Linked DNA regions of Homo sapiens: region 2 is linked to region 1. Evidence: read pairs that join two places in POLR2A ChIA-PET (ENCODE). Cell type or tissue: PC-3. All regions are shown on one strand. Links, peaks and the distances in the headings refer to the core of each region. The heading gives the core; the rest is flanking DNA. Region 1 has its middle 12 kb from the start of IFNG. Region 2 has its middle 59 kb from the start of IFNG.

Region 1 (15,830 bases), core at 4,586-9,585:
TGACTCTGAGAATTGCTATACATTTTTATTTACTGGGTTATATTAAATTTTAGCAGGTGCATTTAAATGATAATAAAGCTTTCATCAAAGCAATATTTTCATTTTATTTTTATTTTAGGACAAAGTTACATTCCTATCTTTAAAAACAGAAATTTCAAAGCTCTAATGACATGCTTCATTTGTACATGAATGATGACATATGATCCTGATGGAGTGTGTCTAAATTTTAAATAACCACTTTTTGTGAGGTAATTTGTAAATTACAACTATGTGATGGGCCCTGTTATTTGTCCATCCAGTACCTTTCCTTCCTCTATAGAAGCTGGCTTATATGGTACACATGATTTGTGAGGGGGCGTGTTGCCATATTTTTTCTGACTCTTTGGGTGGGAATTCATTTGAACTGTTGGAGCCCCACAGTTGGATTTTCCTGGATGAGTACAGAAGCCTCCTAAATTGGCCTCTCAGTTTCTGCCCTTGTCCCATTAGAGCCAAATTTCCATTTGCTGACCACAGTGATCCCATTAAAATATATCTCAGATCATGTCACTCTCTTGTTCAAAACCCAGTAGAGAGTACCCCATTTCCTCTAGAATAAAACCCAAAATGCTTTCTGGGGGCATGATCTGGCCCCTGGTTATCTTTCCAACCCCACTGCCTGCTCCTCAGGTCCAGACACATGACCCCTGCTATGACTCAGCCCTCGCTGAAGGGGCGTCTGTCTTGACTTTTTCCATTTGGCTCTTCTCTGCCTGGGACATGGTTCCCAGTCGTGTCCATGACTCCCTCACCACCTTCAGTCAGGTCTCTGCTCAAATGTTCTTTCCTCAGAAAAGTCTTCCCCAACCCCCCTATCTAAAATAGCACTATTCCATTCTCCTGCTTTCCTTTTTCAAATCATAATCACAACCTGACATTGTATTACACAATTACATGTTTGTTTATGTTAATCTTCTCCACTACAATGTAAGGCCCATGGGGACAGGAGTTTTGTCCCTTTTTTGTTAGTTCTTGCTGTTTCTTCAGTGCCTAGAAGAATGTCTTGCACATCAACAAGTATTTTTTAATAGGCTTTATTTTTTTTGAGCACTTTTAGGTTCACAGCAAAATTAAAAGGAGGGTACAGAGATTTTCCGTATGCCCTCTGTCCCCTACACATATACAGCCTCTCCCCATAATCAACATCTCCCATGAGAGAGGTACGCTCGTTACCACTGATGAACCTACAATGGCATCATCATCATCCAAAGTCCATGGTTTGCACTCTCAGTGTTGAAACTTCTATGGGTTTGAACAAAGGCAGAATGTGTATCTCTCATTCTGAGTCCCACACAAAGTGTTTGCATGTCCTAAGAATGCTCTGTGTTCACCTTTTCATTCCTCTTGCCAACCTCTGGCAATCACTGATCTTTCTTTTTCAGACTGTCATATGGTTGAATCATGCAGTGTGTAGTCTCTTCAGACTGGTTTCTCTCACTTAGTGATATGTATTGAAGGTTCCTCCATGTCTTTTTATTGCTTGACAGCTCACTTCTTTTTAGGCTGAATAACATTCCACTGTATGGATACACCACAGTTATGAAACCATTCATCTGCTGAAGGATATCATGGTTACTTCCAAGTTTTTGTAACTATGAATAAAACTACTATAAACATCTGTGTGCAGATTTTTGTGTGGACATAAGACTTCAACTCCTTTGGGTAAATACAAAGGAATGTTGTGATTGGTGGCTGGTATAGTGAGAGTAAGGTTAGTTTTATAAGAAACTGCAAAACTGTCTTCCAAAGTGGCTGTACCTTCAGTCAGAGTTCCTGATGCTCCACGTCTCAGCCAGCATTTGGTGTTGTCAGTGTTCCAGATTTTTGCCATTTCATAATGGGTGTGTGGGTATCTTGTTGTTTTAATTTGCATTTCCCTGATGATATAAATATGTAGCTCAGCAAGTATTTGATGAATTAGTGCAGTGTTTCAATTAAATGCCTTAATGGCTAACTTACCTTCCAGCTGGTGAATGCTGCTCTGTGGGAGGCAGGATTGACATTGTCTCACAAAGAGAAGCAGAAGTGACAGCTAGAGAGACAAATCCTGTCAACACTTGAGTACCTGTCTCTGAGATCCTTTCTTTGATCAAAATAGTGTGACTGGAATTTTCGTCACTTGTCACCACAAAAGTCCTGGCAAATGCAACTTGTTGGTATACTGACACTAATGCCGAAAAATAAAGGATGTAATAAAAACTGAAAAAAAATATGAGGGAATAATTAATAACTTCTCATAGCAGATACTACCTGCCTTGCCAACATCCTCTCAGCAGCCTCCCTCTCTCTTCTTACCCTCTGCCTGTGACTGTAACAGTTCACTATTCTTGGCCTAAGGGCTTCTTTCTATTTTCACATGAGGAAGACTGGAAGAGCTAGGGGTTTAATGCCCTGGGAGCAGTGCTCAGACAGTGCTAAAGATAGTCGCAGGATAGATACCCCAACTTCTTCGTCCCTTGGGCAGGATAACTTTGGGGTATGGGCTACACCATCACCCAGAGGTCTATAGTGGGCTGAGTCTCAGTTGACTACAGTAGCTCCCTTTGGGAACCACCCTGAACTGACTTCCTTCCCTTCCCTGAATCTCTTTGCCTCTTTTCTACTGGTGCTTCCTAGAATCACCACCAAAAAAAAAAAAAAAAAAAAAAAATCCTTGTCTCAAGCTCTGTTTCTGAGGTAACCCAACCTCAGTTTCTATATGTAAAATATTTCAATTTAACCTGAACAAATACGTTAAACATGAAGAAATGTACAAATACAACTTCTAAATCAGGTTACAAGGGAAAAAAACCCATAAAATGGAAATAAAAATGATGAGCACACATTGTGCTTGCTATATGCCAAGTATTATTCCAAGAGCTGCACATATAACTCATTTGAATCCCACAAAAAACCTGTGAAGTAGAGTCCAGAGACTTTAAGGAGCTTGCCTAGATTCACACAGTTTACACAGCTGGTAAAAGATGGAGCCTGGACTCAAACTCAGTCTTGCTCCTTTGTCTGTGCTGTTTGTTAACCATGATACTATCATAGAGATGTTTTAAAAAGGTGATTTATTAGTAATGACATGATATCATGAAAGTATTATGCCCAGTTATGTTGTTTATATGAATAGTGCAGAAAACGAATAACATTTGTTGTCATTATAATCTCAAAGAAGACAGGATCCTCATATAAACAGGAGCAGTTATGAGATAAACACATTTTTAAAAAATCCCTTTAAATGGATGTCAGTTCATGAAAGTGATTTGTCATTAATGTCCAACAGTGAATGACTATGAACAGCAGCTTTTGAGATTGGCAGTAACACAGCTTTTAGGAAAACAGAGGGCAGGCATAGTTTAAAGCTAACATCAGCATGTGTAATGAGGTATCATCCTATTCCCTATGTGGCTTGGGCACTAACTTGCAGCTGAAGAATAGAGATCTGTTTGGGCTTGCAGCCCTGGCTAAATGGCCCTGCTGGTTCCACCCCCCAGGTCTGATGGTCAAGAATTATTGGATACTTCATGTAAAGCACTCAGCCAGGCACTTTGAGATAGATGAAGAAGACTAAGAGGCAGTGTATACTCTCTAGGACCTTAAAACCTAGTGAGGAAGAAAAGCACATGAGGATAACTTGGACTTTTTTTCTTCTATGAGAAAAACATCTGGTAAGGTTATTCAGACCACTCAGCTTCATATGGATTTATAGATGTTGGTGCAATTTTTACTCCTTGGCTTCAGCTATTGAAGCTGTGGCAGCAGGTGTGATTACCTCAGAAGAGCGAAGGTGCAAAACAAACTCTTGAGGTCTTGGGAGCTCTGCAGGTGGTTTCCTTGCAGTTCTTCAAATAAAAGGAAGTCTAAGAGCTTCCTGACTCTGTGATAGAGAATGCTACCATGCAAGGCCATCACTTGAAGCCTTTGCTCTTTGCAGAGGCAGAAGCGTCCCTGAGTGCATTGAGACGCTGGGCTGAAGAGAGGAATGACATCAGCACCAGGTGGGGGAGAAGAGCGATTTCCTTTTTTCTCAGGGTGACCCACAGGAAGGACATGGGAAGTTAGGTCAGAATTGGCTTGACACCTCTGTCCTGGGAAATCCTATCAGGTGACTAAGAAGAAAACAACCCACCAAGTTACTGCTCTTTGCCGAGAGATGGAAGGCACCTTGGGGGAAACCCCTGACCACAGGCCAATAGAACAGAATGTTGTTAGTCTTGCTGAAAAAGCCAACCAGAAAAATACTTCTTCAAATTCACCTGGGGTGACAAGAAATATTTCCCATTCTTGGGTTCTTTCACTTTCCTAATGGAAGCATAGATTGAACACTTTGTGAAATGTCATTTAGATTTTCCCTCTTGTGATTGGCTTTATTTTTCTTTTTAGGAAAAAAAAGACAGAGTGCAGGGCATACTTTTTTTGTGGTTGATAGGATTCCTAATGCAACCATAAATATGACCAGCATATAAGTCATGATCTATGATTCTAATTAGCAAATGATGTTTCTAATTTTCAAATAGGACAAGTTATATATCATTAAGTTTTGGGATGCCTAATCTTTTTTATTCCATCAATTTTTATTTTAAGTTCTGGGGTACACGCACAGGATGTACAGGTTTGTTACATAGGTAAATGTGTGCTATGCTGATTTGCTGCACAGATCAACCCATCACCTAGATATTAAGCCCAGCATCCATTTGCTATTCTTCCTGATGCTCTTCCTCACCCCACTTCCCCAACAGGCCTCAGTGCGTATTGTTCCCCCCATGTGTCCATGTGATCTCATCGTTCAGCTTCCACTTGTGAGTGAGAACATGTGGTGTTTGGTTTTCTGCTCCTGTGTTAGTTTGCTGAGGATAACAGCTTACAGTTCCATCCATGTTCTTGCAAAGGACATGATCTCATTCCTTTTTATGGCTGCATAGTATTCCATGGTGTATATTTATACCACATTTTCTTTATCCAGTCTATCATTGATGGGCATGTGGGTTGATTCCATGTCTTTGTTATTTTGAATAGTGCTACAATGAACATATGTGTGCATGTGTTTTTATAATAGAACGATTTATATTCCTTTGGGTATACACCCAATAATGGGATTGCTGGTTCAAATGGTATTTCTGTTTCTAAATCTTTGAGGAATTGCTACACTGTCTTCCACAATGGTTGAACTAATTTACATTCCCACTAACCATCTAAAAGCATTCCTTTTTCTCTGCAACCTCACCAGCATCATTTTTTCTTGACTTTTTAATAATCACCATTCTGACCGGTATGAGATGGTATCTGATTATTATTTTGATTTACGTTTCTCTAATGACCAGTAATGTTGAGCTTTTTTCATGTTTGTTGGCTGCATGCATGTCTTCTTTTGAGAAGTGTCTGTTCATATCCTTTGCCTACTTTTTAATGGGGTTGAGTTTTTTTTTAATGTAAATTTGTTTAACTTCTTTGTAGACTCTGGATATCAGACCTTTATCAGATGGCTAGATTGCAAAAATTTTCTCTCATTCTATAGGATGTCTGTTCACTCTGATGATAGTTTCTTTTGCTGTGCAGAAGCTCTTTATTTTAATTAGATCCCATTTGTCAATTTTTGCTTATGTTGCAATTGCTTTTGGTGTTTTTGTCATAAAATCTTTGTCCATGCCTATCTTCTGAATGGCATTGCCTGGATTTTCTTCTAGGGTTTTTATAGTTTTGGGTTTCACATTTAAGTCTTTTATCCATCTTGAGTTAATTTTTGTATAAGGTTTAAGGAAGGGTCCAGTTTCAATTTTCTGCATATGGCTAGCCTATTCTCCCAGCACCATTTGTTAAATAGGGAATATGTTCCCCCTTGCTTGTTCTTGTCAGATGAGATGGTTGGGGATGCCAAATCTTAATTAAAGAAACTGACACATGTTTAGAGTTGCCTGAAGTTAAAAAAAAAAAAATTCTGTGCTGCAATCTAAAAGAAGCTACCCTCTTTGAAGAAGAAAAGAGATAAGAACTTTAGCTTTCTTACTTAGCTTTATGATACCCATTGCCTTTCTAAGTTAAAAGATTAGGAAAAAACCTTTAAATGCCAGTTACCACAAATTCTTTTGGAATTAGGGAAATGATAGCTAAAATTATAGCTAAAATAATCATGCAAGCAAATAAATTAAAACAAAAAAGAAAAAAAAAACATCAGAATGCAAAAAACAAAACAAAACAAAACAAAAAACCCAAATTAAAGTTTGATAAATAGCAAATAAACAGTGGCTTTATAGGTTTTTCAAATTTAAAAAGTCTTAAGAAGGCAATCCCAACAAGGAAGTATTATAAACATGAAAGGAATAGGTTTTTGGGCAATGTAAGTCTGAGTAGGCAGTGACGGTGTTTGCTCTAAAGCCATTAAAGTAAATTTAAGAATTTACTTTTTTTTTTTTTTTTGAGACAGAGTCTCACATTATTGCCTGGGCTGGAGTGCAGTGCCGTGATCTCGGCTCACTGCAACCTCTGCCTCCTGGGTTCAAGTGAATCTCTTGCCTCATTCTCCTGAGTAGTTGGGATTACGGGTGCCTGCCACCATGTCCAGCTAATTTTTTGTACTTTTAGTAGAGACGGGGTTTCACTATGTTGGCCAGGCTGGTCTCGGACTCCTGACCTCGTGATTCGCCTGCCTTGGCCTCCCAAAGTGCTGGGATTACAGGCGTGAGCCACTGCGCCCAGCCAAGAATTTACTTTATATGTAATACATGTATATATTTTAGAGACAGAGTTGCTTAGGCTGTTGCCCAGGCTGGAGCACAATGACGTGATCACAGCTCAGTGCAGCCTTGAATTTTTGGGCTCAAGCGATCCTCCCACCTTGGTCTCTTGAGTAGTTGGGACTACAGGCACAACACACCATGACCAGCTAATTAAAAAAAATATTTTTTTGATACAAGGTCTCAATATGTTGCCTAGGTTGGTTTTGAATTCCAGGCTTCAAAAGATCTTCCTGCCTCGGCCTTCTGAGGCACTGGGATTACAGGCATGAGCCACTGTGCCCAGCCAAAAATTTATTTTAAAATATGAAATATACATTTTTCTTTTTCTTTTAAAGACAAGGTCTCTGTCATCCAAGCTGGAGTGCAGTGGTCTGACCATAGTACACTGCAGCCTTTAACTCCTGGCCTCAAGTGATCCTCCTGCCTCAGCCTCCCAAACAGCTGGGATTACAGGCCATATTTCTTATTTACATAAAAGCTGTAGTCAAGATGCGAGGTTTCAGTAGCTATATTAAAATGTAAAATGGCTTAAACCTAATAGAAGTTTACTTTTTGCTCATGTAAAGTCAAAAATAGATGTAACAGAACAGGAGCTATCTCTTCTCTAAGCAGGACCAGGATCCTTTCATCCTGTGGCTCCACCATCTTCACCATCTTCAATACTTGGACTGTGAGGTCACTGTGCATGTTCGTATCAAGTTGGTCAACAGAGAAGAAACATGGAAGATGGCCCATGGAGGATGGCACACATCACTTCCACTCACATTCCATGGGCTAGAACTCACAAATAAATTTGATGAACAGCAAGCCAGCCTCTGTTCCAAAAGTCTTCCTAGACAGAATGTACATAAGCTGATTTAGTATCTGCACAGTCTCTGCAGTGATGCCTCTCTTTGTTGCTGCTTATTAAAGTGTTAACAGGATCAAGGATTGACCCAGAAATGGAATATTAAAAAGAAAGTTATGCTATAAATTCCACTGAGGGTTTTGTCATTTCAAGAGTGCTTCTGAATGTCCCTGTTGAGGTCATTTTTTTCTCTGTTTTGCCAAAAAAAATCTGCCCTCATTTTAATGACAATCTAGTTTTTTTGTTTTGTTTTGTTCTTTTTTTTTTCTTTTTTGAATCTCATTACCTTCAATATGTTTGGTCAGGTTGGATTGGTAAATCTGGCACATGGGGTTGCCTGTACCTCATCATGAAATCCAAAGGATACCTAGAGGGTCCTTCTACCAGTTTTTTTTTACTCAGCACTGTAGGATTAATGCCAGCAGGCAGTCAACTCATCCGTGTTCATTAGACTCACTTTCTAGGGTTTGATTCTGGAGCAGAGTGGTACAAAGATAAGAACAAAAGCATTGGAATTTACCAATTTGTTCCTGCATGGTGCTCTGCAGAAGGGCTGAGTAGTTTCTGCGGCAGAGACCTTCTGGGATTGCCTGGTAGATTGTCTGTATTGAACATGGTTCCTCAGCTATGTCTTCCATCCATGAGCTCCTCCATATGCCTTCATTAAATGTTACCTTTCAGCTAAAATTAGTCAGATTTGTTTTTTCATATATGTGCACAAATAATTTTAATGATATAATATTAGGCACGTTAAGCTTTCAGGAGCAAATTAGAGAGCAGTAGCTAGGCTGGTTGCAGCTGAGTGGTTAAGAGCATCAACAGTGAACTTAGCCACACCCAGCTTTATCACTTACTAGGCCAGTGACTTTGGATAAGTTGCTTATTTTCTGAGACTCATTTTTCTCCTCTATAAAACAAAAATAAATTTGTCTTCTTTGGATGGTTGTCATAATTAAATGAGATGGTGCATATAAAGCACTGTGGCAGCTGTTAATTACTATGAGGCACCATTATTTTTGCTGATAGAAATCTTTAGCTGCACACACACTTATTCCTAAGCTCCGTTTTACTGGAGCCAAATCCAGATTTATTAAAATTTTTTTTGACTTTTGCAGTCTTTACACTAAGGTTAGGGTCTTCAGTTTAGATATTGCTTGACTAATAATGGCCTTTCCTAATTTGGGAAATTATAACATATAGGTTCTGCAAAACCTAAGACTAAAAATAACAAGGCCTATGGAGACAACTATAGTTGGGACATTCCATTCAATACTTCTCAAACTTTATACTCAGAGCATTAACAAAAGCAACAAAAGTCCTAACCAAAACCAGGCATTTAAAAATCTCTTGGGAATTTCCGCCAGTCATCATAGTGAATCCATTCTTTGCAGCCTGGTAATTTGGACTGCTGCTTCCTCTTTTGAGATGTAGGGCCTGAGGACATGTGTTTCTGGTAGAGAACATTTTGATTCCGATTAAAAATTCCACCTGAGGTACAGCCATTTTCATTAATCCATTGATTTTATACAGGAGGAAAAGTTCCTTCATCTGCACTTGCTGCTTCCCAGATAGTGGAAATTTAGCAATTCTTGAATCCACTAAACCAATTACTACTGGTATTAAAGTAAAACACTTCTATAACTTTTGACTTTTTAAAAAGGTCTTCAAATATTGCTAAGGCTTTTTCCTAAATGTGAGAAGACATATGTTTGGTTGTCCTTTTTTTTTTTTTTTTTTTTTTTTTTTTTTGAGATGGAGTTTTGCTCTTGTTGCCCAGGCTGGAGTACAATGATGCGACCTTGGCTCACTGCAACCTCCGCCTCCTGGGTTCAAGTGATTCTCCTGCCTCAGCCTCCCAAGTGGCTGGGATTACAGGCATGCACCACCAGGCCTGGCTAATTTTGTATTTTTTGTGGAGATGGGGTTTCATCATGTTGGTCAGGCTGGTCTCAAACTCCTGACCTCAGGTGATCCACCCGCTTCGGCCTCCCAAATTGCTGGGATTACAGGCGTGAGCCACCATTTAAGCCTTGGTTGTCTTAAAACATTAACATGCTGGGAAAAATCTAGTATAAACCAAAAATAATTCCACATTTTATCAACATCATTTTCTTATTTGCCAATTGAGCATGAGGTAATCATAAAAAAGTTATAGCAGAACAAACAGTTTAAAAGGGAAAAAATAAAGGAATATTATGCAGTACAGGATTAACTTCATCCGAAGAGAGGTTTGGTCTTTGTCTCCAACACTGGGGATGTAACCTCTATGCCCTTGGAATGTCCTGCCTGATAAGAGTGTCTTTGGTTTCCTAGAGGCCTTAAGCCCTGCGACATAATCTATGCTAACAATGTGATCTATGGTGGGAGCCTTGGGCCACAAAGTATCAAATTGACCTCTGAAAGGGCTAGAGACCAAAGTCAATCATACAGGTGTCAATCTTGTCTATGTGACCAAGCTCAATAAAGTCTCCGGACAGCAAGACTCAAGTAAGCTCCCCTAGTCTGCAGTACTCTGTGTATATTGTCACACATCATGGCTGGGAAAAGTTAGCACTGTCCACTTCTCTACTGGTAGAGAATGACTGGAAGCTCTAAGCATGGAGTGCTCCTGAGCCCTGCCCTATGGACCTCTTTCCTCTGCTGATTTTAATCTGTATTCTTTTGCTGTAATAAACCATAATCATGAGTATAATGGTTTTTCTTAGTTCTATGAGTCCTTCTAGTGAATTATTGAACCTGGGGCTGGTTCCAAACTTTCAGCTGGTGTCAGAAATGAAGGTGGCTTTGGGGACTCCCAGATGTTCCAAATACCACAAGGCTTATAACAAAAAGCCAGTAACTCTGATTCATGCAGTTCCATCTCTAAAACATACTTCTCTGAGGCTATCACTTTCAATTCCTTTAGCTTCATTTCTTAGCTCAACTTCTACTTACCCAGTAAAACTACCTATTTCTTACATTGAATTTTTCCCATTTCAGGTAATATGACTATGACTTACTCTACCCTATACACATATACACTTAGCCCCTTTGTCCTCTGTCTTCCCATTATAGCTATATTACACTTTAGGTGGTAAAATGGACATGACTATGATTAGGTAATTCTTGTTCATGACATTTGTGGTACAATATTACATTTTTTTCGTGCACAATATTTGCTTTTCCTGAAGTTAATAATTGGCTTTGTTTGGTTGGTTTTCTTAGTTTTCCACATACTCATCATTAATTTACCTTCCCCTACCCCAGTCTCTGTCAGGGGTGAAATTTCTTCGTAATGTTCATATTAATTCCATTTCTTTTCTTGGAGACATTTCTCCTGGGCTTCCCAGTCCTTTAGTTCCAACCAGTGCTGGTTGCTCTGTAGGCCTGCTGCACAATGATCCTCTTGGGACTTCCCTCACCACCTGCTAGAAAATAGTCTAGCTTTTTCCTGTGTTAAATCCTTTGTTTCCTGGATCCCAGGTCTTCTTCCTTAATTTAATTTCTTTATTTAGGTTAAACACTTTCTTGACTTTCTCAAGATGCTTCATGAGAAAGGGCACATGGGACATAAAGTCATGAAATCTCCCATGAATAAAAAAAATTGTCTCATCCTAACTATTAATTGTTTGACATAGCGTGAAATTCTAGTTTGGACACTATTTTATTCCAATATTTAAAAACATTGCTCCATCAACCTCTAGCTTCCAGAATAGCTATTGAGAAGTCCGGTGACATTCTGTTTCTGCATCCTTTGTATTTATAATGTTTACAACCTATGTTTTCTCTCTTGAACTTTGAGGATCTTCTCACATACAAGATTCTCCGAAATTTAAAAATGCACTCCAAGGCCTGTCTTTTTATTTTTATTTTTTAAACTCATTGGGCTGGGCATTCGTTGGGTTTTTCATTTTGGAAACTCACATTCTTCAGCTATGGAAAAATTATACAAATAATCTTCTGAAAATTTTCTTCCTTCAATTACATATTTTCTCTTTCTGGAGCACCTGTTACTTAAGTGTTGGATTTCTAAGTAGATTCTTTAGTTTTCGTGAATTTCTTTATATTTTTCCAGTTCTTGGTCATTTTGTTCTTTCTTAGAGATTTCTTCAACTTTATATTTCAACCCTTCTATTGCTTTTAAACTTCTGCCACCATTTTTTTTGAGACTGAGTCTCACTCTGTCACCCAGGCTGGAGTGTAGTGGTGCGATCTTGGGTCACTGCAACCTCTGCCTCTCGGGCTCCAGTAATCCTCCAGCCTCAGCCTCCTAAATAGCTGAGACTACAGATGTGTGCCACCATGCTTGGCTAATTTTTATATTTTTAGTAGGGACGGGGTTTCACTATGTTGGCCAGGCTTGTCTCGAACTCCTGACCTCGAGTGATCTGCCCACCTTGGCCTCCCAAAGTGCTGGGATTACAGGCATGAGCCACTGCACCTGGCTCTACCACCAGCTTTTAAGTTCTAAGAGCTTCTTCTTCTCTAAATGTTATTGTTCCATGAATCTTCTATTACTTTTTAAATTTTTTTCTCTTTGTTATTTTTCTCGGCATTAAACTTCATTTCTTTTATTTATTTTTTCTGTTTGTTTTTTAGACTTTGTATTTTATCCTAAAGTATTTTTTCAAGTATTTTTCTGTTCATTAATGTTGTTTATGTTTTATAACAAAGTCCAAATTGTTGGATTGGGTACATTAAATATATTGATTGGACTTCCTGACTTACAAGCCTCTTAGTAGGGTGATACTTGAAACTGGTGAGTTTCACTGGCAGGAACCCCACATTAGTACATCTTTTCTTTTAGGCTTGGCAATTTCCTAGACACTAGGAATATAAGCCTGATAGTAAGCATTCTGGAAGCCTCGTGTTCTCACTGCTCAGTATGATGACTTTCAAATAAATCCAAACCTTATGAAGGTACTTACTTCCTTCTCAGCTATGCTAAATATCCAGAAGATATCCAGAACCTTGCTGGAAGGTAAACTTCCAGTCTTCAAACAGGTATACGGGGGCAGTGGTGTGGCTAAGTGGGATACGAGGGATCTAACTACATCTTATATACATTTTTCAACCAATTGTCTTATTTTCAATCCCACCCTGAACTTCCTTCTTCAGAAGTGATTAATAACACAATTCCTGAGTTTTCTACTAATCTGCAGTGTGAACTAAATTTCCTCTACTTGGTACTTGCCGCAGTGGAGAAATCTAAAGTTGAAGTTACTCACCACTTGCTCATCTTCTTTCCATCTTCCATAACTTCATTGACATTTCTCATTTGCTTTTGGCTTTTTTTGTTGTTGAGGCTTTATAGCCTTTTATGTTGTTATTTTTGTCTTACGGATTCTGAAAGAATGTAGAGGTAGCATGTATTCTATCTGCCATGTTTCGTGTCCTCAAAACATGTGACCCTTATCATTACTGCAGCAAGGGAAGAGAGAGCTGGAAGGATTCTCAGGGGCTTTCTTTGGCCTTGGCCCAGAATGGTATCTCATGACTTTTTTTGGCCAATCTACTCTAATCCAAAGTAATGTCTGTCATTACTTAGAGTAGATTGGCCAGAAAAAAGTCACAAGATACCATTTAATTGAAAGAGGCCGTGAAGTATCTTATTCCATTTGCTAGGAGGAGACTGAATCTGAATATTGGAAGCCACTAGTAATAATGACTGTGCATTTAATGAGCTCTTACCACATGCAAGGCATTGCACTATTACACATGTTGACATAATTTATACTCATGAAATCTTTTGAGACAGTTATTATTTATATCACCTTTTTACAGACGAGGAAAGTGATACCCAGAGAAGTTAAGTAATGCACTAATAATCGACAAGACAGTAAGGAGCAAAGTCATGATTGAACACACACAGCCTGACTCCGGAGCCTTTGAACTTAATCATTAAATCACTTTGGCTCATATTTCGTTAATCCACAGAAGTTTATTGGGAAAAAATTTTGTGCCAGGCACTGTGTTATGTAGGTAGAAAAAAATAATGAAATACTTTGTCTCCAAAAGCTAACTATATTTACCTGTGGAAAGTGAAATCATAGGTGATTTTTTTCTTTTCTTATGCTGTTCTGTATTTTCTGTTTTTTTTTTTATTTAAAAGATCCCACATAATTTTACAACCATTAAAAAATATTTCCATTTGAAAAATCAATGGATGGGAATTTAATTCTGATACTTCTTAAATTGGTTCAGGGATTGGTGACATGGTAATAATGACAGGTTAAACACTGGTGAGAAAAGAAACTTATCTATTGGCTCATCATGGACTCAGAATTCCTCTGCCAGGTAGCATAGGAGAGAACGTGAACCTGCCAGTCTGCTGTATAGAACTTTTATCATGAGAGATACAGGAGTAAGTTTCCATTGGAAAAATATACAAGTTTTCAAAGCCTCATGCCATTGCCATTTCAGGGGCTACCCTGAGGACAACTCATTTCTTGAGATCACTGGGGTAAAAAAGCACATGACCTGAAGGTTTAAGTACAAGCTGTGAAGTATTATTCCTACAAATTGTATGTATGTTTAAAAATTCAATCCAATTCAAAGCTCAAATTCAAATTAAATTAAAAACTCAAGTGATGGGTAAAATTTCCCAACTTTTCCACCATTCAGACAATGATTTTTTCTGAATTTCTTTCTTTTCTTTTTTTTGTTTGTTCGTTTGTTTTAGACAGAGTCTTGCTCTGTCACCCAGGCTGGAGTGCAGTGGTGCAGTCTCGGCTCACTGCAACCTCCGCCTCCTGGGTTCAAGTGATTCTCCTGCCTCAGCCTCCTGAATAGCTGGGATTACAGGTACACGCCACTATGCCCGGCTAATTTTTGTATTTTTAGTAGGGATGAGATTAGTATTTTTAGTAGAGATGGGGTTTGTATTTTTAGTAGAGATGAGGTTTCACCATGTTGGCCAGGCTGGTCTCGAACTCCTGACCTCAGGTGATCTGCCTGCCTTGGCCTCCAAAACTGCTGGGATTACAGGCATGAGCCACTGCACTTGGCTGATTTCTCTGAATTTCTAAGTCTGTTGGAGTCTTTACTTCTTGCAACCTTAGTCCTTAGTAATGTCTTATATTCCTCATAAATCACAATCATAGAAATGTAGGATATTAAGAATAGAAGGAAACTTAGAGTTCATTTAGAGTTAAGTCTTCATTTTAAAGATGATGTGGTTAAATATGAGGCATGGGTAAAGGCTTTGTTCAAAATCTCACATCACTTGCAGACACAGGACCAGAATTTGGGACTCCTTTCTCTTAGGCCAAAGTTCTTTCCCTTATATTACTTCATGGATTGTTACGTTTTCCCCCAATACTAATTTTCTTGGAGGAAGAGATTATGCCTTTTACTTCTTTGTAAGTTGAATGAACCCATATGGAGGATCTAAGAGGCATAACAACAAGTAAACCTTTGCCCTAATAGGGAAAATAAGCAATGAAATATAAATAAGTCAGTATCTATCTGGATTTCAGTGTTGAGAAGGATTCAGCAGTGATATCTGGATTTAATAGAAAGGAATGCCGTGACTGATTAGTGACGTCTGCCTTGGGTATAGGAGGAGGAAACACAATACATATGTCAATGTGTGTATTTCCCTCTGACCAATAATAAGTCCTCTTAACGATATGAACCACCTGGAGAGGATGTACATGGAGAAAAGGTGGGGAATATGGATACCTATTCTACCTATTCAGCAACAAGAACAGGAATCAATCCTAGCTTCCAATGTGGTGACATATGCTCCTACCGGATTGTCTCACTGCTAACTTCTTTGTAACCCCTAAAGCTATGGATATCTAGTAGGCATTCAATTCAATAAGCACATATTAATTAATTGAAATTGGGATATAAACCAACATTTTCACAATAGAACTTTTCATCCTTCTTTGGAAACCCCATATCAATCGAAGTATTTGGCACTTGGTGCATTAAAATTCCTTGTGGAACAAAAATACAACCTTCAAAGCAGGACCATGAATCTCTGGATTATCAATACACAATCCCATCTGATATAAAATTAAGAATATTGTAATCTGATGATTGTACTGTGTAAGTAGCATACCTTCTATATTCTTTGAACCACTCCTCAAAAATGGCCAGAAGGCACAAAAGAAAAGGGGGGATTCAGAAAAATCTTCCTCTAACTTACGGGATTTTATGAGTCAAATTGCGGGGAAAATCTGACTCCGTGTGGACTTCTATTCTGTATGTCATGCTTCTTCCGTAGGTTTGGCTTGCAT
Region 2 (15,830 bases), core at 6,290-11,289, 73 kb after region 1:
CAGTGGAGACCAAGAGCAAGGGCAGACATATCTTTGAAGTATGTTTATCAGGTAGACCATGGGAAACACATGGAATTTTGATTTATCTATGCTGTAAAAAAATTAGAAATACAAAGAAAACAAGAGCCCCCAGCTTACAAGCTCTTAAATTAGAACAATGAAATATACCTTGACCAGGAAACCAGGCAATCTCACTGGAGAGCTTGCATGTCAGCAGTAATTGTCTTTTATTCCTGGAAAGTATTTGGGAGTCTGATTTGCTACTTTCATACAAATTCCAAAATAATACTGAACTTATTAGTAAAATAGTATACCTGAACTAAATAGTATACCTACTGTGTGCTAGGAACAGCTGTAGGTTTGGTTTTGGGACACAGTGGGGAGTAAATAGTCAGACCTCCTTCCTCAAAGAGCTGGAATTCTGACAAAACTTAAATTTCTGTGTACCTTTTAAGAAATGTATAATTTTAGCCAAAAGATAATAAATAAGAGTGATGTGTTTTTTAAATACATCAGTTTGATATAGGAAAGTATAAAATAATACTTTCTGAATTTTTATGAGACAACTTCAAAAGATTCTATTAGAAAATACTTTAAAGTAAATAAATTAATTGGCAAACAACTTACTGGGAAAGCATTTGCCATCAAAATAACCAAAGAATAATTTTATTACTATAAAAAGATCTTGTAGAAATCATTAAATAAAGCAGGATCCCCCAACAGAAAAAATGTACTGAAAGTATAAATACCTTAAAAATAAGTAATACAAATGGCTTCCAGATATGAGAAAATTGACCTCTGTAGTAATAAAAGAAACACAAGGTAATTCAATCTGACATTATCTGTCCCTGTACTGCAAAGATTTCCGTTTTTCAATCATGATACTTAGTGGTGGGTAGGTGTGGCAGAGCCAGTGCGAATTGACACAGCTTTTCTGGAAAGCTGTTTGCAGTATGGATGATGAGCCTTAAAATGTTAAATCCTTGTACTTAATGCTATTTTTAGGGGTACACTCTAAAATAGTCACTGATAAAGACAAAGATTTATGTACATAAAAGTGGATAAAGGGTTCAAGATAGGACATAGATATTGAGCTTATAGGATCAGAAAATTAATTCTGTGACCTGAATCACAATAAGAGTTTTCAGAACTTCCAGAGATCTCATTTTGACTCTATTGTGAATGGATTGAATGGCCTTAGCAAAGATCTACAGCATCTGAGTTGGAGTCTCCATCCATTTCCTGGTTGGGAGACTACATTGTACTGGTTTAGTGCTAAAGCAGAAGTACAGATCTTAGAGTTTCCTTATGCTCCTGCCCCAGAGAGCTGCTGGAGGCTTCTGCTAGCCCAGAGATTGGATCAGAGCCTTGACATACCTGCTAGGAGCTCTCTGACGCCATCTCCAATCTCTCAGTCTTGCCTTCCACCTCCATTCCAGATGTTAAGTTTCAACACACACACACACACACACACACACACACACACACACACACACTCGGTGGAGAGGAAGACTGAAATAAAGACATCAATGAGTTTGGAATCAATTATAATAATTGCAATGCTTATATAGTGCATATGTCAGGCAGTGCATTTTATTTATAGTAACAAATTTCATCCTCACAATAACAATAAATAAAATAATAGTACCATAAGGTAGATACTATTATGATCCCCATTTTACAGATGAGGAAACTGAGGCATAGTGACTTGGCCAAAGTTATACTAACAGAGTATGGCAGAGCTGGGACTTGAATCTAAGCAACCTGGGTCTAGAATTAGGCCTTTAAATCACTGTATCATCCTGCCTTTTTAATAAAATCACTGAAAATTCATGTCCTGACTTTCCCACTTACCAACTGGGTAACTGGGAAAGGCACTGAACATCTCAGATACTGGGTTTCCTATTGTGAAACAGATACAGTAATACCCACCAGACTGAGTGCCATGATAAGGGAATGAAATGATGTGTGTGAAGTTCTTGACACCTAATGCACATGGAAATACTTATGGTATTATTACTCATAAGCATATTTTAATGCACGTGAGTCTGTACCTTGGCTTTGCCACAATATTTAACTGCCACTGAAAAATGACTTGCAAAGACAAAGCTGTGCTGGCCTGAAACATTTTGAGGCCCATTCCTTGTGTCACAGCATTTGGTGGATATACAGCTTACTAAAGAGTGCTGATCCCTACCTCTTGGCCAAGTTTCCAGGCCATCTGCACATCCTGGAAAACCTGATGACTCTAGACGAGGTCTCAGCCCATTGTGGGATCCACTGTAGTGGGTTTGACAAAAAACTGTTGGCAGTTTCCTATCACTGTAGTGTGCGGCAGCTAAGTTTGGGCACAAAGGAACTCACCAATATGGACTAATACGTAACATCGTGGGCTTGAGAAGTGAGCTTGCTTGTCTGTTTGATCCCATGAGCTGGCTTCTAAGGAATGGCTGTGGTACAGAATTTTATACCAACCACAAGAATGTAATTATAAGCACGTCTTGATCTACTTCCCACTTATGTGGTCACTGCTTGACATTTTGATCCTGCAGAGTAAGAGTTCTAAGAAAAAGAGAAAAATAGATTCCTCATATAGCCTAGAGTAGAAATGGAAAGGGAAACATTTGTCTTGGGTAGTCCTGTGTTTCACAAGTTTAACAAGTTCTTGTGTTTATTTATATAATGTATATATCTGCTTGTTGTCTTTAATTTTCCTTTTTTTTTAAAGGTATAAGTTAACTTTGTGCTTAACACTTCCTGATCTCCCACTTCCTTAAATCACTCCAACCTCTTGCTTCTGCTGTCACATCACCTACTACTTACTTTGATCCTCTTATTTCTCACTTTATAAGGACCCTTGTGAGGACATTGGGCCCACTCAGATAATACTGGATAACTTTCCATCTCAAGATTCTCAACTCAATCATATTTTTAAAGCCCCTTTTTCCATGTAAGGTAGCATATTCACAGGGTAGGATGTAAATATCTTTGGGGGAGCCATTATTTAGCCTACCATGGTTGATCAAATTTGTGTCTTAGAAGTATCACTCTGAGGATCACATATAGAGTTGATTTAAGAAGTATGGCAGAAGTTCAGGAAAATAAATTTTAAAATGTTGCAATAATACAGGCACAACTTTGAAGAAAGATATGACAATGAGGAGGGAAAGGAGGATATGAATTCCAAAGATATCCAGGAGTTTAAATTAGCAAAGATTTCACGACCGGTAGGAAATAAAGGAGAGGAAAGAATCGAGGTTGACTCCCAATTTTTGATTTCAGTTAGTTTGTTGTGATATAATTAACCTGCAAGGAATGCATGAGAATTTGTGGTCAGGGGACAATTAGTTCAGTTTGAGCCACACAGTTTGAGTGGCTGATAAAATATCATGTTGTTGATAACAATTGTCATTGGAAATTCAGGCCTGAAACTGCCATAAGAAAGAGATCATCTGGGGAGAACACATTGAGTAGGAAAAGAAGTTCAAGAATAGAATCTTGGAGACTCCAACATTTGATAAGAATGGCTGGGTAACAGGACAGAGAAGGGAGGAAATAGAGATGTCATTGAAGTGAAGAGACGAGAGGCTTTCAAGAAGGAAGGTGTTGGCTGTGATGTCAGATATCTTACGGAGCCAAGTAAGATCAGGCCTGACGATCTATTGGACTAAGCGAACAGATAGAAGGTAATGTTGGATCTTATTAAGAACAATTTTAGAGAGCCCATGAAGCCTGGAGCTGATGGAAGTATTGAGGGTGAGAGTGAAGTTATTATTCAAGAAATGTGATTGTAAACAGAGGGAAAAAATTGGATAGTCAATACAGAGAGAAGCAGGTTTCCCCTAGTGATGGCAGTGGATTTCACATTTTATAATTTAAGGGAAAGCCATTGGGGAGGTAGAAAATTAAGACAAGGGAACAAGAGATTGATGGAGAGAGGAGATGAGTAGTATCAGGTGGTAGAGGAGATAAGTGAAGATCGCACGTTTAAGGGTTAGCTCTATAGACAGAAGTGGAGAAGGAGGCATATATGTAATGAGTGAGAATATAGATAGGTACATTAAAAGGGGATATGGCAAAGATGAAGGAAGTTGAGCTTGACAGCATCCATGTTTTCTATGATGTAGGTGGTAAAAGCATCTCTTCACTCAGGAGCTGCAATCTGAGCTCACAAGCTCAGTCTGGGGTATATGTGCACAGATTTGGATCCCAGCTCCACCACTTCCTAGCTGGGCAACCTCAGGTGGTTGCTTAACTCCTCTCCAGGAGTTCAAGACCAGCCTGGGCAACATGGCAAAACCCCATCTCTACAAAAATTAGAAAAATTAGCCAGGTATGGTGATGTGCATCTGTAGGCTCAACTACTAGGGAGACTGAGGTGAGAGGATTGCTTGTGCCCGGGAAGTTAAGGCTGCAGTGAGCTGTGACTAAACCACTGCTCTCCAGCCTGGGCCACAGAGTGAGATCCTGTCTCAAAAAAACAAAAATCAAAGTGCTTATTAGACTCATTTCTTTAGCTTTTTAAGACTTCTTCCAATAAAAAGTTGTTTAAAGTTTTAATATGTATCAGTGTGCCTTTTGGATATATCTGATCTTCAACTATAGCATAATTTATTTAAAGAATGTAGTCCATACATATTATTTTAGCTTGATGCCACGGATAATAGGTCTTGTTTTAAATTCACATCTGGGAGAAAGTTTGATATCATATTTATACCTGCAGGTCTAATAGGATGTTTTATAAATTTCATTGTATGAGATCTTCATCCTGTGATTTCTAAATTTGGGCATCCTCAAGCCTGAGGGCTATCTGTGATCTCATGGTAAGGAGTTCAGGGTCTTAACTAAAACATCTCTATCAATCACTGCAGCAGGCTAGCTATCCTCAGATGCAATGTGAGTTTTCACCAGTCTAGATCCTCTGGTGTCCAGACATTAAATATGGCTTAATTTATCTCTAGATTTTTTTTTTTTTTTTTGAGATGGAGTCTCACTCTGTTGCTTGGGTTGGAGTGCAGTTGTATGATCTTGGCTCACTGCAACCTCCGCCTCCAAGGTTCAAGAGATTCTCCTGCCTCAGCCTCCTGAGTAACTGGGACTACAGGCATACACCGCCATGCCTGGCCAATTTTTGTATTTTTTGTAGAGACGGGGTTTCACCATGTTGGCCAAGCTGGTCTTGAACTCCTGAGCTCAAGCAATCTGCCTGCCTCAGCCTCCCAAAGTGCTGGGATTACAGGTATGAACCACCATGCCCAGCCTCTAGAAATAACTTGATTACATCAAGTAACTTTGAAAAATTATATATATTATATATAATTTACTTTTATTATGTATAAAATGAAAAATTTATCTATATAATTTATCAAAATGTCTTTATATATGTATGTATGTGTGTATATATATACATCTATCTCTATATCTATATCTATATCCATATCTATATGTCTCACCCAGGAGAGAGTGCATATGCGTGAGAGAGAAGCAAGAAGGAATAAGGAAAACAAAAGTAAAGGGAGTGAGAAGAGGAAGAGTTAATGAATAGTTTTCTCTCATTCTGCTAAAAATGCCTGTATGCTCTCTTTTTTCAATCCAGAAAATAAAGTCCCAAACTAATGTGGCACTCTTACAATTTAATCATCAATTCATTGTGAACAACTGGATGAGGAAAAGTTGCCCAGAGTTACCAAAAATAAAATTCTTTAGAAAGGAGAAAAGCCATGCCTTAGGAAATTGGTAGAAGATATGTGATGGACACAGCAGCTTCTCATCAATTGACTTGGTTTTACGTTAAAGGAAACATGCAAATCTTTGTAGGTTAAACCACATATGAAATTCATGAGAGCCTCTTGGGCTTTAGGCACTGACTCTGTGGAAATACTAGCTGTAAGCTGCTTTCTTAGGGAAGGGATGTTTATTCTGTCACGGTGCTACTGAAACAGCTCAAAGTTACCACCTTAGAAATCTAGCTTTCACCAGGTACTTTAAAATTCCTTTAAAAAAGTGTATTTTATTAATTTCATTCATAATTTATTAGCCCTTAAATTTTTCCAGTAGCATTTGATCTGCCAGAGCTTCCAAATGTAGGATATTTTGTACTTCGAATGCAAACTAGTTGTCTCTTGAAACTGGGTAATGGGAAAAATTTAGCACAGAAATATCCCTGTGACCAAGTTTCTGAGTAAACGTGCTAGGGGATTCAGTTGGGTGCTAAGAATACACGGAAGAATACACTCATGCATCCCTCCTTTGATTAATGCAACAAATATTTATTGTCTACTTCGTGTCAGACATTGTTTGCTTCTTGCTTTAGGGATTAAGCAGTGAACAAAGCTGTTGAGGACCTTGTCCTTATGAAGCACATGTCCAGAGTTATGGGAAGCAGAAAGAAAAAAAATACTGCAAATACTTTATATTGTATGTTGTAAAATAAAGCAGGACAGGTGGATCATACCACTCCTTTGTTTAAATTCGTCATTTATTTCTGTGACTTTAGGAGGGAGTCTAAATCCCTTGCCTGTATCCTGGCACTCTGTTTCTTCAGGCTTCTCTCTTGTTGCCCCCATTCTTACTCAAGGCTGCAACTTTCTCTTTTCTTGGCTTGACCCTAGGACTTTTCAAATATACCTCTGAGACCCTTTATCCTCTGCTCCATCACTATCTTGCCTACACCTGGCCAGCTCCCGCTGAACCTTACGTCTCAGCCTAAATACTGCTCTTTTCAGGAAGTCCCAAAATTCTCCCTCCAAGTCTGGTTGTGCATTGTCATGAGTGGTCCCTTACCACCTGGTACATCCATTCATCTCTTAACATGGCGCTTGTTGCCCTGTATTATGGCACTTGTGTGTGTTTTGTGTGTGTGTTGGGGGGAAGGTGTTGTTTTGTTCTGCTTTTGTTTGACTGGCACACAGTTCATACTTGATTAATGGGTGAATGGATAGATGACAGAGTGGATGGATGAAGGAATGAATGTGATAATGTAATGTACTCTATCTGATACTGGACTTTTTAAGGCTGTAGAGACTCCCATTCTTTGAGTTCACACCCAATAGTCCTCCTTTTCCTAATTCCTCTAACGGTGAGTAAATTTTCTTATTAGTGACTCACCAATTTTTCCCGCAGCAGGTGGACAAAACCTCTTTAGTAGACTAGCCTTTCTTAAGCCAGTGGGGGGAGAAAAGATTCTATCTTTTAGGGAATTGAAGGCTATGATGTAATGTTAATAGCATAGGAGAGAGCAGAAGCTTTGCGTGTCTGAAGCATGGCTCTGTGTTGAAAGCTCTTGAGAACACTATGCCGGGGGTGCTTTTCTAAATCAAACTTCATCCATGAAATGTAATTTGGGGAACTTTCCACGTGGCGCCGTGTGGACTCTGGCAGACAATAGTATTTTTATTTGCTAGTAGTTTTCTTTCGGAGAGGGAGAGTGATTTCGCTATTTGGTTTTTTCTTCCATTTAGTGCTGCATAATGCTTATTAGAGACAAAATCTTACTACTTCCCTGCTTCGCGTGCTGTAAGCTACCTAAATGTGTTCTAAGTATTGTCTTAGAGGGCGTGTGTGTGTGTGTGTGTGTGTGTGTGTGTGTGTGTGTGTGTGTGTGTGTGTGTGTTTAGGAATTTGAGCCAGCCCCCACCATTTTCCTGCCCTCCCTGAGGCTGCAGGACTTTAGGATTTATTGTAGCCACTCTTAGAAGGACAGTTGCAGTTGTGTCTGTAGAGAGAGCCTATAAATATCAGGGCATTTGGTAACTGAGAGTAGAGACAACTGTCATAATCATGGGTTCTGCAAAGACTTGAGTCTGCTGGAAGCAGTGTCTTGGGGTCGGCAACAGGCCCTTCAGGAGGATGGCTGGGGAGGGGTTTGGGGACAATCAAAAGGACTATATTTTGCAACTCGCTTATTTTCCTGAAATGAAATTCATAGGTAAGTATAGTCCTGCTATGCACATACTTTGCAAAATCTAACATAATGATCTACCTGTAATATAATATTCATTTTAGCTTACAAATGCTAAAAATAACTATATTAGACATAATGAAGTAGTCAAATGCTTGTACCTAACACAATAAATGTGTTTGGATGTAAGAAAGTAAAATCATATTCAACTGAATAACGCTCATGTTTTTGTATATGAGATATTTTGTATAAGAGATATTCTAAAATTTTCATGTGTCCTAAATCAGACTCAGCCTAATTTTCTCACCACCCTTCTCCGTGTTACCCTCCAACTGGTTCCTAAACCAATCTCTAATCACTATAGTGTGTCAAAAATCCTGTGTTTCCTCTTCATCTCACTCCTGCCCTACCCTCTCCTGCCTCTGATTTATGACAACAGCCGTCTAACTGGTTTGTCTGTCTCTAGGGTGTTTTAGAAAGTTGCGTGGTCACCACAGTAATGGGGTGGTGATGAGTATTTGGTGAGTACTGGCCAGGAATTCTAGAAAGCCTAACATGCATGGAGCAATGCATAGAACAGTGCATGAAAAAGTGCAAAAATGTCCTGGGTCCCACATAACATTTACTCATCCTCTGTACCCTGTGGAGATGAACTTTTATAATTACCTAAACCTAGAAATTAATTCTAGAATCAATCTGGGAACTTTTTAGTTTTTTGGGGAAACTTCTTTGTCATTGAATTTATATGCACAAAGTGGACTAAATTATTATCTTATAAATCTGTTTCGTGACTGTGGTTATTTCTCATTTTTTTTCTTTCACTATACTTGCCTAGGTAACTAACGCATGGATTATACATTTTAATGTGTGTTCATTTTTCAAAGAGCCAGCTTTTAATGTATGTATTAGCTCCATTACTTTTCTGTTTCTGATTCATTGATTGGATTTTATTTATAGAATTTGCTTTCTTCTACTTTCTTTAAGAGTAATTTGAAGTTCCTTTCTAAATTCTTATTTTTCTTTTTTTTCCTGTTTAGTAATTTTTGTTTTAAACTATGAATTTTCTTCTGACTTGTGGTTATATTAAAATTTTATTTATCATTAGTTTTTAGGGATTTTGCAGTGTTGGATTTAATTTCCATGTTGGATTTCTCATGAGTTAAGAGATATTCTAAAATTTTCATGTGGCAAAGATTTATTTTCCTATTTTTGTTATTAATTTCTAATTTTAATGCATTATGATCAAAGAATATGATCTATACTATTCCTATGTTTTGAAACTGAGGTTTCCTATGTGGCCTGCTGTGGATTGAATTGTAAAATATGTTACAGTTCTAATCCCTTGGTACCTGTGAATATGACCTTATTTGGAAATAAGGTCTTTGCATATATAATCAAGTAAAGATGATGTCATAAGTCAAAAAGTAACTGAGACAGGTCTCAATCAATTTTGAAGTTTATTTTGCCAAGGTTAAGGATTATGACCTATTAGGAGGTCCTAGGAACATTGGCCGAAGGTGGTTGGGTTACATCTTGGTTTTATGTGTTTTAGGGAACATAAGACATCAATCAATATGTATGAAATATACATTGGTTTAATAAGGAAAGGCAGGACAACTTGAAGTGGCAGGGCTTACTGGTCGTAGGTGGATTCAAAGATTTTCTGATTAGCAATTGGTTGAAAGGGTGAAGCTGTGCCTGAAGAGTTGAAACTAGCCTGAGTTAAGGCAAGTTGGGAGGGCTAGAGAAGCCTAGGTTCTTGTTATGTAGATGAAGCCTCTGGGTAGCAGGCTTCAGAGAGAATAGATGTGAACATCTCTTATCAAAGGTGTCAGGCTCTCTGGAGAGACCTAGTAAAGGAAGGAGAATCTCTATAGAGTGTAAAACTTCCTCCACAAGAGACAGGTTTGCAGTGCTATTTCAAAATATGTTTTTTCTTTCAGGACTTTGCTGTCATGTAATGCTGTACTAGAGACAGGTTAGAATTTGGTATCTTATGGCTATAAAGAGTCTGTTCTGTCAGTCTTAGGATCTCTGTTATAATGTTAATGCTGGTCAATTTTGTGCCTGAATTCCAAAAAGAGGAGAGTATAATGAGTCATGTTCAACATCCCCTGCCCCACTCCACCATCCCATCATGATCCAAACTAGATTTTCAGGTTTCTTTGGATCCCCTTGGTTGAGACGAGGGTCCATTCAGTCTGTGCGTGGGGTTAGAATTTTATTTTTGGAACACAATATCATACTGCCATACTGGATTGGATTTAATAACTAGTCTAATCCAATAACTGGTGTTCTTTTAAGAAAAGGGAAACTTGGACACAGAGATACACACAGCAAACACTATGTGACAATAGAGACAGAGATTCTAGTGATGTATCCACAAACCGAGGAAGGCCCAGGATTCCTGGCAATCACCGGAAGCCAGGAAGAGGCAAGGAAGGGTCCTCCTCTAGAGCCTTCAGAGAGAGCACGGCCCTGCTGACACTGAGAGAATAAATTTCTATTGGTTGAAGCCACATAGCTTGTGATTCTTTGTTATGACAGCCCTAGGCAACTAATATGTAGCCTAATAAGACATGGCCAAACTTTGTAGATGAAAGGAGCTTGAAAGGGAGGTATATATTTTTCCATGTGAGGATCTACCTTCTTAATTATGTTAAGTCCTCTATGTCTTTTCTTATTTTTGGTTTATTTGAGTTATCAAAGACAGAGAGATAAATTAAACTTATTTATGGCTACTGTCTCTCTATTTTTCCTTATATTTTAATAATTTTTGCTTTAAGAATGTAGATGTGATGCTATTTGATGTAGATGCATTAGGCTCAGAATTTCATTGTGGGTTGCATTTACTTATTATTACCATAAAGTTCTATTCCTCGAATTCAACCATGCCTAACATTAATATCCTTAATATCCTGACCCCTGCTTTACTTTTATTTTCATTTGCTTACTGTATTTTCCCATCCTAAAAGGATGGAAATGATACTTCCAATTTTTTGAGTAACTTTTCTTACATATTATATCACTTTTTTGAGTTTAGACTTCTTAAAATCCAATTAGAGTCCTTTAAAGAAGTGAATGTGTCTGACTTTTATTTATCTGACATACATGTTTGGTTTCTCTTATATCATCTTAAATTGTTTTATTACAGTAGTCACCCCTTTTCCACAGGGGATACATTCCAGGATCCCCAATGGATGTCTGAAACTGCTTATAATACTGAACTCTATATATACTGTACTATCGTTTCTCCTATACAATCACATTGTAGAGGGTGGGTAGCGTATCAAACATGACTATGCTGGACAAAGGGATGATTCATGTTCCAGGCAAGATAGAGCAGGATGAAGCAGGATGGTATAAGATTTCATCACACTACTCAGAATGGTGTTCAATTGAAAACTTAGGAATTACTTATTTCTGGAATTTTCCATTTAATATTTTTGGACCTAGGTTGACCCAGTAGGTGAAACCTTGGAAAATAAAGCCATGGATAAGGGGGGACTGCTGTATATGTTTTCTTTTGAAATATTTTGCTCTGTTGGTGTTTTCTCTATTTTCTTTTGTGTGTTTTCTCATAGCGAGGAAGTTTTACAGCCTACTTTTAGTTATTTGTGCATAGGCATTCTCTGTGGTTTGTGTACATGCCTTGGTGTGTGTAGGTAGTAAGGTGAAAGAGCCTGTGTGAAAGAATAAAGATGTAAGAGAATTTGATGTGCTCCAGGAATGGCAAAAAGATCTCGATAACTAGAGCACAGGCTGTGTCATGGTACATTAGCCTGGAGAGCTAGGCAGAAGGCAGGCCATTGTGAATCTCCTTAGATGTTTGAGAACCACTGAAAGATTCTGAGCAGGTGTGAAACAAAAACAAACCAGTGAGCAAACTCTCTGGCAGCCAAATGGAAGATGGTTGAGGCTAGGGTGAGAGGAGTGACTAGAAGCAGGTCAACAAATTAGATCTCCATCATATTATCTCAGGTGAGAGGTAATGAGAGCTTGTGTGAAGCCTATGATAGCACAGGTTGAGAGAAAAGAGTATGTAACAGGTACAAAAGATTGTAGGTTGATTATACACGGAGGTTGGGTAGAGAAAGGGACTATCTAAGGTAACTCCAGGTTCATGGACATGTAAGTGGACTATAGTTCTATTCATTGGGATAAGGACCTAGAAGGATGGGCAAGTTTAAAGAAAACATGCTGAGTTCAGGTCTGAACAGGATGAATTACAATCACCTGTGGGATACCCAGTACTAGCTAATTGGCAGTGGAAATCAAGGCTGGAATATAAAGCTGGGAACCCTTTGGGTATGAGTGGCAGCTGAAGCCATGGTTTGGGATAAAGCTACAAGAGAAAGTAGCTGTGCTCAAGTAGTAGCTTAGCTGTGCTCTCCAATACAGCAGCCACTAGTTGCATGTGGCTATTCCAATTTAACCATGAGTTAATTAAACTGAAATAAAATTAAAAATTCAGCTCCTCAGCTGCACAAGCCACATTTCAAGAGCTCAAAGACTGCATATGGCTTGCAGCTACCATATGGGACAGCACAGATTATAGAACATCATCAAAGAAAGTCCTATTGGACAGCTCTGGTACAGAGTGAAAAGGGAGAGGTTCAACATATATCAGGACCCTGTTGTTATTGATAACTAGGTGTTTATTAAAAAAGAAGAGTCCAATGAAACAGGCAGAGAAGGAGTGTCCATCCATTGAATGTCTTTGAATGGGCTGAGCATGAGATGCTTTTCTTGCATTATCCCTAATCCCCAAACTGCCCTATAATGTTGGTAATATTAATTATTTTTATTGAAAGTTGTCAAGATTAATGCCTCAAGATCCCAGACTAGTAAGTAGCAGAGCTGGAATTGTAACCCAAATGCATGTAGTATCCTAAATTCAGTAACATTTCAATTGCCCCAGGTTGCCTGTCCTGAGAAAACTCAAAGACAATGGTGCCAAGGAAGAACAGAATTTCATAAATGAAGAATGACAGATGGCACTAAGAGTTCAAGTAAGGTAAGATCAGAAAAGTTTTCATTGGATTATACTACAAGAAGATTGTCACAGACTTTTTTGAGGACCATTTCAATGTAGTGTAAGGGCTGAAGCTCTGTTAGAGTAGACTAAGTCTAGCTGTATAGCTACGTGGAGCATAGGCCGGTATAGCCTGTACTTTTAAGAGATTAGATGTAGGTGATTGTTTTTGCATACAAAAGATACTTCACCAAAAACACATTTCAAGTTTTTGCAAATTTTATGTATTAAATGCTCTAAGGCTGCATTTCTCATCTTTGGTATACTCAGATGAGATTGGACAAGCTACTTCTAACAGTTACTAGTTGTTTGGCCTTGGTCTAGTCACTAAACTCTCCAAAATTTTTTTCCTATCTGGGCAAGGGGTTAGCAATACATGCCTACCTTACCTTAAAGGGATGTTTGAGCATTAAATGAAACAGTGAGTTTGACGATGAGCTGTACAGTGATTTATGATATAATATGCTATTCCCAACAGATCAGACCACAATATTAAAACTCCGCAGATTTAACCACAAAGTTTATGCATCAATTGGACTTTTCATTTCATGTTATCAGCTCTACTTCTCTGAAGAATAGAAAAAAATGTATGAGCTTTTGTTGAATTTCCCCAACAAATCTTTACAGCTTGACACTTGACTTTTTGAAACAGAGGCTCGTGGGTTCCTGTGGGTGGTTCTGACTTAATCTTTGTTCCTTGACTGATTCCACCAAAACTAGAAGAAGGAGAAGAAATTACTTTTCCCATCTCCAAAATATTTAATAGAAATGGTTCAGACTTCTAGCCAAGAAAAGTCAGTTTATAAGATGCATATTCCTAATTATTTTGGTAAATAGATGAGTGCCTAGAGCAAGAACCTAATAAGTTTGTGGAAAAACTTAACATTAGTTCTCAAAAAAAAAGATCACATTGATTACACCAAATGGAGAATGCTCAGAATTCTGTTTGCCTCTGAGCTCCACTGATGACTGGACCGCAGAGTGTTGCTTGGAACCACTGTGGTTTGGTTAAAATGAGGATAAACATGAGAGATGCATATTTGTTACCAGACCAGGGGAAACCTAAGAAGACTTTACAGATGTCTCTTTGGACCTGAACTCAGCAGCTAACATCATTTCTCGCTGACGGAAATATTGCTAACTTCAACTCCCAGGTTACGAACACTAAATTTTTACATACTCTGGTGATATCTTCAGCAGCTCTAAGGAGAACCCTTGATATTTTAGCTCAGAATAAATCAGAGGAGGAGTATAAACTATTTGTCAGTAAAATATTTGTTAGCATCCTCTGAAACTTTTCTAATTAGCCTCAAAGCACATCGAACCCACAACAAGTTTACTGGAAATGTCAGTTATTAAAAAGACATTTTACCGTAATTGAATGCTAGTGTCACATAATTCAGACCACAGCCCCTGGCAGCCCAAAGAAAGAGTTGCTTGTAGCAAACTGTGCACTGACAGGAAGCAAACTTCTCAGCTGGGTCCCACCACAGCACTTTGGCCTTCAGTTGCAAGAGGGAAAAATTACCAACCACTACCCCAGCTATCACCACTGAGTTGCTGTCATTGAAATAATATGAGGCCAGGTAAAATAAGAAGAAAATCAAAGTCCCAGTGAGACTTTTAAAACCTCATTAAAAACATTTTTGGTGAGGGTTGAGGCTTATCATATCACTGATAAATGGTCAAAATAAGGTGGAGAAGGGAAATCCCTGATCCCAGTTGTTGAGGGTTAGGCCATTGATCTGGACTCATTTTCTGACATCTTTGCAGAAATAATATGAAACTCCTCTGTTTTTCAAGTACCATCTAAGAACCAAAATTCCATGTCAGGTGAGTTTTAGTATCATGATTCCCAGACAAATAGGAGAAATTGTCATTGTCCAGGCTCAGGATAGAACACCACCATTGTATTAACAGAACGCTGGCTGCAATTCTCCCTCAGCTGCTGTATATCCCTAGTCCTAGTGACCATTCTGATTTATGAAGTGATGCTAAATTCACCCTTGTGGCACTGAGGTTTCTTCCCTTCTGTTGAGGGCTTATCATCCTATCTGTGCTCAGCCCCGTTTCTGGCTTCCTCAGGATCCTCCATGGATCATTCTCCTGACCCTCCACACATGCTCCAGGCTCCTTTATCTTAACACAAACAGAGAAAAAGCAAACAAATAAATGGTTCTCCACTCAGCACCACTTACTTAAAATTTTTATCTTCTTTCCTTTATAGCTATAAATATTTGGTTAATTGATAGCATCCTAAATGTCAAGCCCAGTGACATCATTATCTAAGGAGTGAAAATGTTTCTACTTCACTAACCAGACCCAATATTCACTGTGTCTGATGTGAGCCATAGATGCTGTCAGTCTTTGAGTCAGGGGTTTACCTAGCTTGCTCTTAAGTGGGTCCAGAATGCAGACTTAAGCTTCTTCCTCGATCCTGGTCTGCTTGTCTCCCTGTCTGGTGGCTCAGGGCCCTTTGCTATGACTGGCAGTCCACCAACCATAAATCTCTAAAAAGACCAGAACTCTAGGGCCATCATTAGTTCTTGTGAGCCCTCCTTCCCTAGTTATGGATTCAGGTTTACCTCTGGTGGGAATTCTTGTTATGTATGGTCAGATTTCCCGGGCAGACCATTGTCTGACCAACTCTTACACATCATACATAGTGTCATTCCATGTGATGTGTCACCTGCATTGTATCATCAAGATAAAGAGTAAATACTATGTTCCTAAGGTGAAACTAAAAATAAAACAGTGTTAGGACTTCACTGACCTTTTTATTATAAGCCAAATGCTAAGCAAGTGAATGACCAGCTTTGGCACAGACAGAAGCTACCGTCTCTTATCTACCCCTGCTGGAGTTGTCAGATCTGAAGGGTGGTGCTATTCCCATTT

Evidence for each region. Peaks named below come from ENCODE experiments on the same cell type or tissue, not always from the same donor. Only the 100,000 strongest peaks of a DNase experiment are listed, where the experiment ranks them.
Region 2: POLR2A ChIA-PET joins it to region 1 with 6 read pairs; 2 of 35 experiments call an interaction of 5 or more read pairs at or near these places.

What each region holds. Positions count from the first base shown.
Region 1 is chr12:68,164,050-68,179,879 of GRCh38, reverse strand. No RefSeq gene overlaps it. Among named protein-coding and RNA genes, the nearest start is that of IFNG, 12 kb to the right of the region's middle. RefSeq lists an enhancer at 3,913-3,972. In PC-3, for the core only: no CTCF peak of the experiment used is centred there; no DNase peak of the experiment used is centred there; H3K27me3 peaks cover 1,723 bases.
Region 2 is chr12:68,092,963-68,108,792 of GRCh38, reverse strand. No RefSeq gene overlaps it. Among named protein-coding and RNA genes, the nearest start is that of IFNG, 59 kb to the left of the region's middle. In PC-3, for the core only: no CTCF peak of the experiment used is centred there; a DNase peak (open chromatin) is centred at 8,362; H3K27me3 peaks cover 677 bases.